3 separate regions of the Mus musculus genome follow, and regions 1 and 2 are each linked to region 3. The links are chromatin contacts, found by Hi-C or POLR2A ChIA-PET in ENCODE. All regions are on one chromosome and are shown on one strand. The core of a region is the stretch at or near the end of the contact, and the rest is flanking DNA. Distances in the headings are between cores, read along the strand shown.

The links. A loop is a pair of places that touch in the nucleus more often than their neighbours do. ChIA-PET counts read pairs that join two places held with the same protein, here RNA polymerase II (POLR2A).
Region 1: POLR2A ChIA-PET joins it to region 3 with 14 read pairs in embryonic stem cell. The contact joins the promoter of Pik3r3 here to the promoter of Nsun4 in region 3. POLR2A ChIA-PET finds 5 or more read pairs at or near these places in 3 of 5 experiments (Patski and embryonic stem cell).
Region 2: a loop to region 3 is called in a map of heart, with 2.2 times the contacts of the local background. The contact joins the promoter of Mknk1 here to the promoter of Nsun4 in region 3. A Hi-C loop is called at or near these places in 1 of 37 maps with a recorded cell type or tissue (heart). POLR2A ChIA-PET finds 5 or more read pairs at or near these places in 3 of 5 experiments (Patski and embryonic stem cell).

What each region holds. Positions count from the first base shown.
Region 1 is chr4:116,219,690-116,222,974 of GRCm38, forward strand. It overlaps Pik3r3 (phosphoinositide-3-kinase regulatory subunit 3), which reads left to right and starts at 1,919. Exons shown (of 10, transcript NM_181585.6): 1 at 1,919-2,724. The coding sequence starts at 2,619.
Region 2 is chr4:115,837,253-115,840,794 of GRCm38, forward strand. Mknk1 (MAP kinase-interacting serine/threonine kinase 1) reads left to right here and starts at 1,946. Exons shown (of 13, transcript NM_021461.5): 1 at 1,946-2,029.
Region 3 is chr4:116,051,826-116,055,291 of GRCm38, forward strand. It overlaps Nsun4 (NOL1/NOP2/Sun domain family, member 4), which reads right to left and starts at 1,986. Exons shown (of 6, transcript NM_028142.5): 1 at 1,859-1,986. The coding sequence starts at 1,951.

The sequences.
Region 1 (3,285 bases), core at 669-3,168, 170 kb after region 3:
TACCTTGGAACTAACTCTGTAGACTAGGCTGGCCTCAGACTTAGTTTTTGAACTCAAGAGATCTGCTTGCCTCTCTCTCTAGAGTGCTGGGTCTAAAGGAATGAGCCACCGTGACTGGCTTAACTCAGAGCACTTTTAAGAAAAGGTAGAACCCAGCTGGGCAGTGGTGGCGCATGTCTTTAATCCCAACACTTGGGAGATAGAGACAGGCGGATTTCTGAGTTTGAGGCCAGCCTGGTCTACAGGGTGAGTTCCAGGATAGCCAGGGCTACACAGAGAAATCCTGTTTCAACAAAACAAAGCAAAACAAAAACCAAACAAAAACAAACAAACAAAAAAACAAAACAAGAAAGGCAGAACCCTTTAGGAGGTAGAGGATTAAAAGTGGAGACCCTTCTAGAGGCCAGTCAATACACAGAGCTACTGAGGATAGGTTTTGCTCAAGCTTAAATCAGGTTGTCAACTCAAACACAATGGGCTTTGTTACTCCAGTGTAAAGAGGAAACAGCCGTTTTGGCCTCCTCAGACTGTATTGTATGGCAGGATGGCAATTCTAGGCACAGGTTAGCTATTCAGGGTTCCCCAGCAAGTTAATTAGCTGTTTCTGAAATGCATGAAAATGTTCAGCATTTTTTCTGAAGCAAGTCTCAGAACTTTAAGCTTGGAAGGAGGGACCTGTGTGTTAGGAAGTGGGAAACAGAAAAGCGCCTTTTTGGTAGGGGAATGCAACACCTGTGACTTACCACAGAAAACACACAGACACTGTAATTTAAAAAATCTATTTAATTCTTATTTCTTTATTTTCTGATTTGAGTACTAGAACTGGAGGGCTCGATGAGATGCCTCACTCTTTGCTTGAGCGTAACTATGGGTTCTAAAGTCCTTCAGTGTGAAGCGGAGTAGCGGGGGGGGGGGGGGATGACTCCCCAAGGAACATTCAAGGTTCAGGTACCCTCAGGGAGTGTGTGTGTGGGGGGGGTGGGGTGGGGGACGATGGGGATCTTGTCTGGACAGAGAGTCCTGCAAGTGGGCTTGGCGACCTTTGCTGTATCTGATGATTTAACACCGGGGTAGGGGAGGGCGAACGCAGCAAGGTGAAGAGGTTTGTGAGGAGGAACTCTGCCCAGAGACTTCCAATGGAGCAGAAGAGTGTGCGCCCCGCCAAGTGACAGCACGCCCCGCTGCCGCCGCTCCCCTCCCCCCGCAGCTAGTCTCCAGGCAGAAGAGTCTCGCGCCAGCCCGTTCTCCCCCTCGTCACTCGTCCGGGAGGACCGAGCCACAGCGGGAAGCCCCGCCAGTCTCCGGGCAGCTTGAGCCCCCGAGCGCTCGCCCAGCCTGTCAGTAACCGCCGTTTGCGCCTTCTTTCTTTCTCCACACCCCCTCTTCTTCCTCCTCTTTTCTTTTCCCCTCTGCCTTTGTCCCGCTTAGTAACTGAGGTCCGACCAATCGCCGCCTTACCGGCCGGCGCCGGCTATCTCCTGATTGGCTCGCTTGGGGCGCGCAGCCGTCTCCGCTCCTCAGCTGGAGCAGGGCAGACAAAAGACGCAGGCTCGGGCTCCGGCAACCGGGCTCAGCCAATCACCATCCGCCCCCCACTCTTGGAGGAGCTCGCGTGCGCCCGGCTCCGACTCCTGGCGAGCGGCCAGCGCCCGGACTGTACCATTCTGAGCGAGGCTAGGGGGTAATGGCAAAGTCTGATTAAAGTGTCGAGTCTCGCAGGCTGACGGGGAGAGTTAAAAGTCGAAGCGGAGGGTGGTGGCAGTCTTCATTTCTTAGGCACTTGACAATCTTTGCAGTTAAGGTGCAAAGGAGTGGAAAGGACAGTCGAGCTACCGGCTCTTCCTCCTGTCCTGCCCGGTTGGTTGGCGCCTCAGCGGGGGTGGCAAGGGGGGAGGGCGGGGGAGGAGGTCCCCTCAGCGCAGTTAAAATGAAACTCTAGTGGTTGGAGCCAGGGCAGAGCGTGAGGGGAGCCGGCGCTGTCGTGGTTACCTTTACTACTCGGGCACAGTCGAGCTGACTGGACTCTCCAAGGGGTCGCCATCCCGAAGCTGCGGAAGCTTGGGTTCCCAGCCTGACGCGAATAGAGCCCGAGTCCCAATCCCAGAGGGAATCGCTCTCCGCAGACCAGTGGGACCCCGAAACTTGAACGCAAACCCCCTTTTCAAGCCTTTGTCACTTCCCCAGCTTTCTCCCAACGCGTTCTTTTTTCCCCCTTCCTCTCCATTCTCTCTTCTCCGAAGGACACAAAAGTGGCTTCCGCTGAAAGATTAGGAGGCGGTGGGAGCTTTTCCCTTTGGAGAGCGATTGTGTAGGAAGGATTTTCGGGAAGCTGCTTTTTAACACCACTGCTCTTTGCTTTCCGAGCTTCCCTGTAACCCTCTGAGGTAAAAACCCCGTAGCTTGAAAGTTCGGGGTATTTTGTTGGGTGCTTTAGGAGGAGAGAAGAGGAGGACCTTGTCCTCATCCTAGTAGTTTGGCTGGACTTGTACTGGCCGTTGGAAACCCCCAAGTACATTTCCGTGTGGAACTTTTGCAAATATATATTTAGATTTTAAATATCAGATAAAAGATATATATGCTTTTTATATATTTCCCGACGACCTGCCCCTGACAGCGCGATGTACAATACGGTGTGGAGTATGGACCGCGATGACGCAGACTGGAGGGAGGTGATGATGCCCTATTCGACAGAACTGATATTTTATATTGAAATGGATCCTCCAGGTATTTGAGAGCAAACTTGTTATTTTTATTATTTTTTAAAATTTTTGGATGGGTCTGATTTGTGCTTAACAAAACCCCGGTGACGTTTTCAGGCCAGAAGTATTCTTGGGTGCGCCAGGTTCGGGATGAGGGGTAGATTGCAGTTATAGCTGCAGTAAAACTGCTCTGGCTTACACCTTTAAAGTTTGCAGTTAGGACCCTGATCCCATTGTCCTGAGGGGGTGGGGGCGGGGGGACTGGAGTGGGAGGAAAGACCCGTTTTGGTTTGGCCTTTGCATGTCATTCAGGGTTTTGACGGCCCTCCACTTTTTTTTTTTTTTTTAATCAAGATTTCTGCTGGCAAGGGATGTATTATAATCCATGCTTGAAGAATTTCCCTTTGTGGCGATTCCTTAAAGCTTATACTTTAGTGCAGTTATCTGCTATGGTTCGTTGTTATTTTACCTTGGTTAACTTTAGAAACTGAGTTGCCTTTGTGATTATTCATTTTGAGACTCCGTGCTTCTCTCATAGAAACCAAATGCCGGTTAGTGATTTTCAGGGATTGTGCGTTCTTATTCA
Region 2 (3,542 bases), core at 696-3,195, 210 kb before region 3:
GCCTGGCTCTCCTTCCACCCACCCCACCCCCAGTATCTGCTCTAGAATCTGGAAGGTTTTCCATTTTGCTGTTCCTTCTAATGCCCAGAGCCCAGTGTTCTAAAAGAGTGTTTTCAAACCCATTACAAATCATTATCTCTTCAGTCACTGGACAGTCCAGCTGTTAGAAAGTCCATGTACGTTGTGGAAGAGTTAAATTTATCTCAAATTTGAGATGTCTGGAAATATGTTAGGAAGGACATATGCACAGACAGACACACACACACTTGCTTGGAGAGTCTGAGAAGGATGCTTAGAGGACAAAGAGGGAGAGCTTTGACCTTAGTAATGAGAAATAAGAAGACTCTCACCTAAACAGGCAAAACCTAACAAAAGCAACTTACCTGGGAAGCCAGGGCTTAGTTGTCTTGTTGGCTCAGGATCTGCATCCATTGAGGGGACAGGGAACAGGGAATAAGCTGTCACCTCCACCCTGGGGCAGAACATCCCACACTGACTAATGATGCTGGATGAACTCAGCGTTCATGAGCCCTGTGGCCCTTTTATATGTTCGTGGCTACCACAGTATGGAACTATGGAATGCGGTCAAATAGGCCAGAGGAAGGTCTGAGTTCTACATGGTTTGCCCTCCTTCCTGGGAGCACCCTAGAGCCTTTATCCAATGTTAATTAACCATCATGGTTGCCATGGGGAGGTGGGTAGTAATTTTGAGAATCTGGATCCCAATCTATGCTTGAGTGACCCTGGACTGGTTGGCTATCAAGGGTTGGGGAATAGACTAGAAAGGGCAGTGAAGACACGAAGTTTGGTGGGCCTGGAAGGTTATAAGTTGAAAGAGATTGCAATATCCAGCCTTTGAAGGGGACTCAAATTTGGAAAGGAAGTAAATACAAATGCTTGGGAAAAAGACGTCCCTTTCCAGTCTTCATCTAGATTTGAAATCTAGCAAAGTCTTGAATACTTCCACTTCCTTCCCTCATATAGTTGAACACATAGGCCAGAAGAGGGAATAAATGTGTTTTAGAGGAGTGATGGGAAACGGAGATGCTCTTTAAGCCCCTTACTCTCCAGACCCTAACAACAATACTGAATGGGATAGGGAAGTTTACTTCACCACACAAAAGAAAACTGCGTCAGAACCTGAACTGAAACCAAGCACCCCGTCTTCCCGTCTCAGGCATCTGCAGCCTGTGGAAGTGAGGCAAGGAGGCTGGTTGGGGTACTACTCTAATTAGTACACAGAGGGGAGAGGGGGAGAGGGGGGAGGGGGGAGGGGGAGAGAAGAGAGAGAGAGAGAGAGAGAGAGAGAGAGAGAGAGAGAGAGAGAGAGAGAGCAGAGAGGAGAGAGAGCAGAGAGGAGAGAGAAAAAGAAATAGATCTTTAAGAACATTTGTTTTAGCTGTTGTTTTAGCTGCTGTAGTGGCACACACCTTTAATACTAGCACTCAGAAGGCAGAGGCAGGTAGATCTCTTTAAGTTTGAGGCCAGCCAGGGTTACATAGTGAGACTATTTAGAAAAACAACAATTTAAAAAATTTAATTACCGGAAGTAATGAACTTCTGTATACGCAGACCTTTATAGAAATTTTACAGTCATGCCCGGTGGTGTGCGTCTGTAATCAGAGAACTCTGGAGACTGAGTCAGAAGAAAAACGAGTTTGAAGTCAAGTCTGGAGTATACAAAAGGCCTTGTCTCAAAAATAAACTTTACTTAACAGAGCTGCCCTCAGGTTTACAAGAACTCCGTTCTGGCTCGCAGAAGTAACTATTTGCACCTGCAGCGTCTTCCACTTTCCGCTTGTAAAAGAAACCCGCAACAACCAGAGGACGCTCTGATATGCCACGCCTGCGCAGTGAACTGGCCTTGCTTCTCGCCACGTGTGGCCCTCGGGGCGCAGGCGTGACTCCTCCCCCTCACGCCTCCTTCTGCTCGGGCCCTCCCCCTGAGTTTAGCTCCGCCTCTTCCGCGTTCTCGACGGAGACCTGCAGGTGGGGGTGCTCGCGGCCGTTCCCGCGGTGGTCAACTAAGGTAAAAGTGAGCCAGCGAGGAGTCCCTCGGCGGGGAAACGGGGCCGGGGTCTGGGGTGCGGCGCTGCAGTCGCCCGGGAGGGGCAGACAGGGCCTTCTGAGCAGCTCGAGGTTAAGACCCGGTTCTTCTGCGGAGGAGCAGCCGAAGGGGACATCCTTTTAGAACTGTCCTCAAAGCTGCTTCCCTGCCCAGACCGCAGCGCATAAGATCCTCTTTCGGACTCTCAGCCCGTGCTTATGGACAGGCTTGGGTTGTGACAGGTCCGGAGCCGGTGGGTACGGGCTGTCGAGGAGGAGCTCAGCCTATAAGGAGTTTGAGCCTCAGACCAAACAAGGATACACTCAAGACTGACAGGGCTCAAGACAGTTCACTGGCATGAGCACATTATAAAATATGTGTACTTCGTTGTGTTAAATTGGCGGTTTCCACTTATTTTGCAATATAGTATACAAATGATTCTGCCACACTTTTTTCAACAGAGAGGTGGGAGTGTGGGTAGGATGCAGTCTCTTTCCTATAGCTGTAGGACTGTGGACCATCAGAAGCTAGGTAAGAGGGTGGGAGTGCTTGACTTTGGGGGTGAGCTATGCTTTCCCCTCTCCTAGGAAGCATCCTAGAACAACTCATTTTTCTCTCTTAGAGCTTTTTAAAACGAATATAATAATGTCACTGTGAGGGTTAAGTATGCTTATATGTAAATTGCCCACATGCAATGGTACTGATACATACGATTGTGATTTCCAGGAAAGAGTGTTTTGATCTGGCATATTTCAGGGAGGCCCTGGGGGGAGAAGCTGATGTAACCTGAGCCTTGGAGCCTCTGGGATTTACACGTGGAATTGACCTTGCAGTATGAGGAGGGAGCTCAAACTTGTTGACCACAGGCCTTGTGCCAAGAACCAGCTGAGTGGTTGATGTATAATGTTTCCCTGGATCCCCAGCCATCAGAGAGCTGCTGCCCACTGTCCCTAGCTTCGGGCCTTCTAAAGGGCCTGGGCTGGAAGTACTGTGAAGAATAGACACGGAGTCAGGATTGTGTATAGAAGTGAACTAGCAAAATAAATAAATAAATAAAATAAAAAACAAAAAACAAACAAACAAACAAACAAAAAAAACAAGCTGGGCGTGGTGGCACATGCCTTTAATCCCAGCATTCAGGAGGCAGAGGCAGGCAGATTTCTGAGTTCGAGGCCAGTCTGGTCTACAGAGTGAGTTCCAGGACAGCCAGGGCTACACAGAGAAACCCTGTCTCGAAAACCAAAAAAAAAGTGAACTAGCCAGGAAGTTTGGAGCCCCTTCGGAGCATCTGTTCCCACCTCAGTGTTCCTCTTTCTATAATCCAGGGTCTTTGGCTTGCATAGGAGTGTCATTTCTCTAGTGCAGATTTGGCAGTCAGAGGGCCTGGCACCAGCCAACCCAACCATGGAGAGAGAAGTTCTGAGAAGAAGCTGGCAAATTGCAGCACATGTTTAGCTAGGTCTCCTGTTGTGTGGTCTGTAGTTATTCAATAATA
Region 3 (3,466 bases), core at 736-3,235:
GATGGCTGGCTCCATACATGGACTAAAGAGGCCAAAGGACTGGGAGGGAGGCTGAGGACAGGTGTTGGTCTTATGGGATTTAGAATGGCTAGGAGGAGTGTGGTGGGGTGTATTGTCTAGGGACCGACACTTGTAGGGATTGCGTCGTGATTCAGGGGATTTGGGGGACTTCATTTGAGGGGGAGCTGAGGTAGGAGGGCGGGGTTCATTATAACCTCTGGGTGACTGAGGTGGAGCTACACACTGGTTGTTCAGGGGAGATGGGAAATACGGGGAAGGATTAGGACACTGAGGAAGAGGTGGTCCTGTGGTGCAGGAAGGACCAGAAATTATAGTACCTGGGGTTAGTAAGAGGTAAGAGTTCCCCCCAGGCTCCCACAGAAAGGACCCTACACAGGGCTTCTGGAGAGCCTGAGGCAGGGATGAGCTAGGAGAACCAGCACTCTCAGGTGGTAGGTTGATAACACAGAAAGGACTCCTAGGGGCAGATATCTGGGAATCTGGGCATAAATGGGAATAATGAATACAGCCCTCTTGAGGTGAGATGGGAGAGCCAGACATGCCTGCCTGAGAAGAAAGTGGAGGGCCACAGCCATTTTTCCCAAGAGGTACATCAAGCTGTGGTTTAGGTTCACAAGAGTTTGGAGGCATAGGGTTGTCGTGGTAAGGGTTGCCAGAGGGTGGGGAAGATGCTGAAGAAAGGGGAGGATCATTGTAACTTCTTCTAGAGGGACAGTGGGGCCCTCGGTGAGAAATGGATGCAGGGGTTAGAGGTCTAGTTTCCACAGATCGGTGAGCAAGGGGAGGTGAAATTGCAAGGCCAGGTCTCAGGGGCCGATGGGTAAGAAGAGGTGAAATGATGGAGTAATTTCCCTGGGACCCTGGCATAAGGGGAGTCGAAATCACCGGGCCTGTCTCCAAGGTTATATGAGTAAGTTCAGGGGAAGTTACTGGGCTGGCTCTAGGGGCCTGATGAATGAGAGGTGGGGAAGTCACATAACAAAGACGCGGACTTGGAGGGCATGAACGCTGAGATTCTGGGGAATCAATATAGTTGCAACATAGGTTCCGCTGATGAGGAGAGGGTGACCCCTGAAGGCTGAATCGGTCAAAACAAGGAGAGGATGAACCAGCTGGCTCTTGTCTGTACAGCCTTCCTAGGAGTGGAGAAAAGGGTTCAAAGGGGCACCTCTCCGGTGGGGGTGGGGAGGAGAGGACTGGGGGCGGAGGGGGCGGGGTGGGGATCCGTCGAGGTAAGCACGGAGAAGAAATGGTGAGGCAAGAGAAAGGTTCTCTAGAGTAAGGGGGGTTGGTGAATCTGTTGCCTGCATTTGGAGAAAGGCCAGCATTACAGGAAAGGTGGTCGTTGAAGTCTTTCCCGGGCGCCACAGGCACCTCGAGAGTGAGAACAGGGGTGAATCCTTTCCTGCAGGACGACGGAGACTCAGGAGGGAAGGAGTAGTTGTTAGGGCAGTCTGCTTGAGGTGAAGTTGAAGGGGCTGAAATTTTAAGGAGGAAAGGAGGGGAAGAGTTCATGGGACTGGAGGGGAAGGGTAAGAGGGAGGAAAGAAAAGGAAAAAGAAGGGTGGGAAGGGCAAGATAAAAGTAAGCAAGAAAAAGTAACATGAGGCGATGTAACGTCACCGAATGAAAGCTCAGGCCGTGACTTAACAGAGAGGGGCGGAGTCAGGGGGCTGCTTACGCAACAGGAAGAGGCTTGTGGTTAATAAAAGGACAGGCAGGCGTGAGACAAGAGCTCCAAGAAGGTTACGGTCCCTGGAGTTCATGTCCCGAATGCAACTGTGAGTGACGGGAAACGCAAGGGCTGGATAAGTCTCCCTCTAATGTCAGACCTTACCCATTTCTTCTTATATCGATATCTCCGCGGGACCGGCGTGAAGTCCACGAGCTTCAGCAGCTTCCGAACACATCTTAAGACGGGCGCAGCCATGTCAACTAACAACGCCAATAATTCCGACTGAAACTGCAGCTGCGCTCTCGCGGGTTCCGGGAAGGATTGAGGGCTGCTTAGAATATCAGCGGCAGACAGGGCGGGGCTAGGCTTGCGGCGCCCCCAGGGCTCCGCCTACCTCCACACCCCACCCACCAGAATCCTCGGGGCGCACACGAAGCGGTGGCTGTGCTAGAGCATCTAAAGGAGCTCCTAGGAAGTTGCAGGGAAGGCCTTCTGGGCTCAACCTGCATGGAGAAAGCTGCCGAGGTAGAACGAAATTAGAGCAGACTATAGACAGAAGCGGAATTGCTAGGAAGCCATAGAAGCCAGTTTCAAGATCTTCCTTTTAGACGGTTCTTTTCAAGACTCGGTACCTAATTTTGTGTTCTTTCTGAGACTATCAAATTGACTACGCCGCTTAGGATCCAAGAAGAAAGGGGGTGATCACTATTTTTAGAAATGATCGTTTGGCTGAGCAGAGTGGCATATGTCTTTATTCCAGCACTTGGAAGGCAGAAGCAGACGGATCTCTGTGAGTTCCAGGCCAAGCTTGGTTTTCATAGCTACAGGTCAGACAGCTTTTCTGTAACCTTACATTTATTCTTATAATGTATTGCCACCCACCATATAGTATAATCAGCTAAGTCGTAATTTTTTAAAAATGTTAAGTATGTCAAACTGATCTCTGGAAGTTGTGGGGCAGCCAACGTCTTTGAATTAGTGAGCTCCAGATTCCATGAGACCATCTGAAGACGTGTGGTGTTGACCTGCAGCTGCCATTCATAGACCATATGCACATATGCATGAACATATACAAACATATAACACACTCTTTTCTTTTCCTTTTGATTTTTGAGACAAGATCTCACTACATAGTCGTGGCTGGCCTATAACTCTCTATGTACACCAGGCTAGCCTGGAAATTATACCTGCTTGCTTCCGTCTCCCAAGGGCTGGGATTAAAAGGGTGTGCCCAAACTGTAACTCATACAAATATAGAATGAGCACCTGCCAAAAATTGTACTCATCATCCAAGTCACATACGTATCTGTCATTATCTTTTTTTTTTTTTTTTTTTTTTTTTTTTGGTTTTTCGAGACAGGATTTCTCTGTATAGCCTTGGCTGTCCTGGAACTCACTTTATAGACCAGGCTAGCCTCGAACTCAGAAATCTGCCTGCCTCTGCCTCCCAAGCGCTGGGATTAAAGGCATGCGCCACCACCGACTGGCTATCTGTCATTATCTTAAACAATAAAAGTAAAATAAGACTTAAACAAGTGAGAATTTGAGTTTCAAAATTTTAGTGAGCCAAATGAGGCCACGATGGCACATGTCCTTTTGTTTCTTTTTTTTTTTAAGAATTTTTTTTTTAAGATTTATTTATTATTATATGTAAGTACACTGTAGCTGTCTTCAGACACTCCAGAAGAGGGAGTCAGATCTCATTACAGATAGTTGTGAGCCACCATGTGGTTGCTGGGATTTGAACTCAGGACCTTTGGAAGAGCAGTC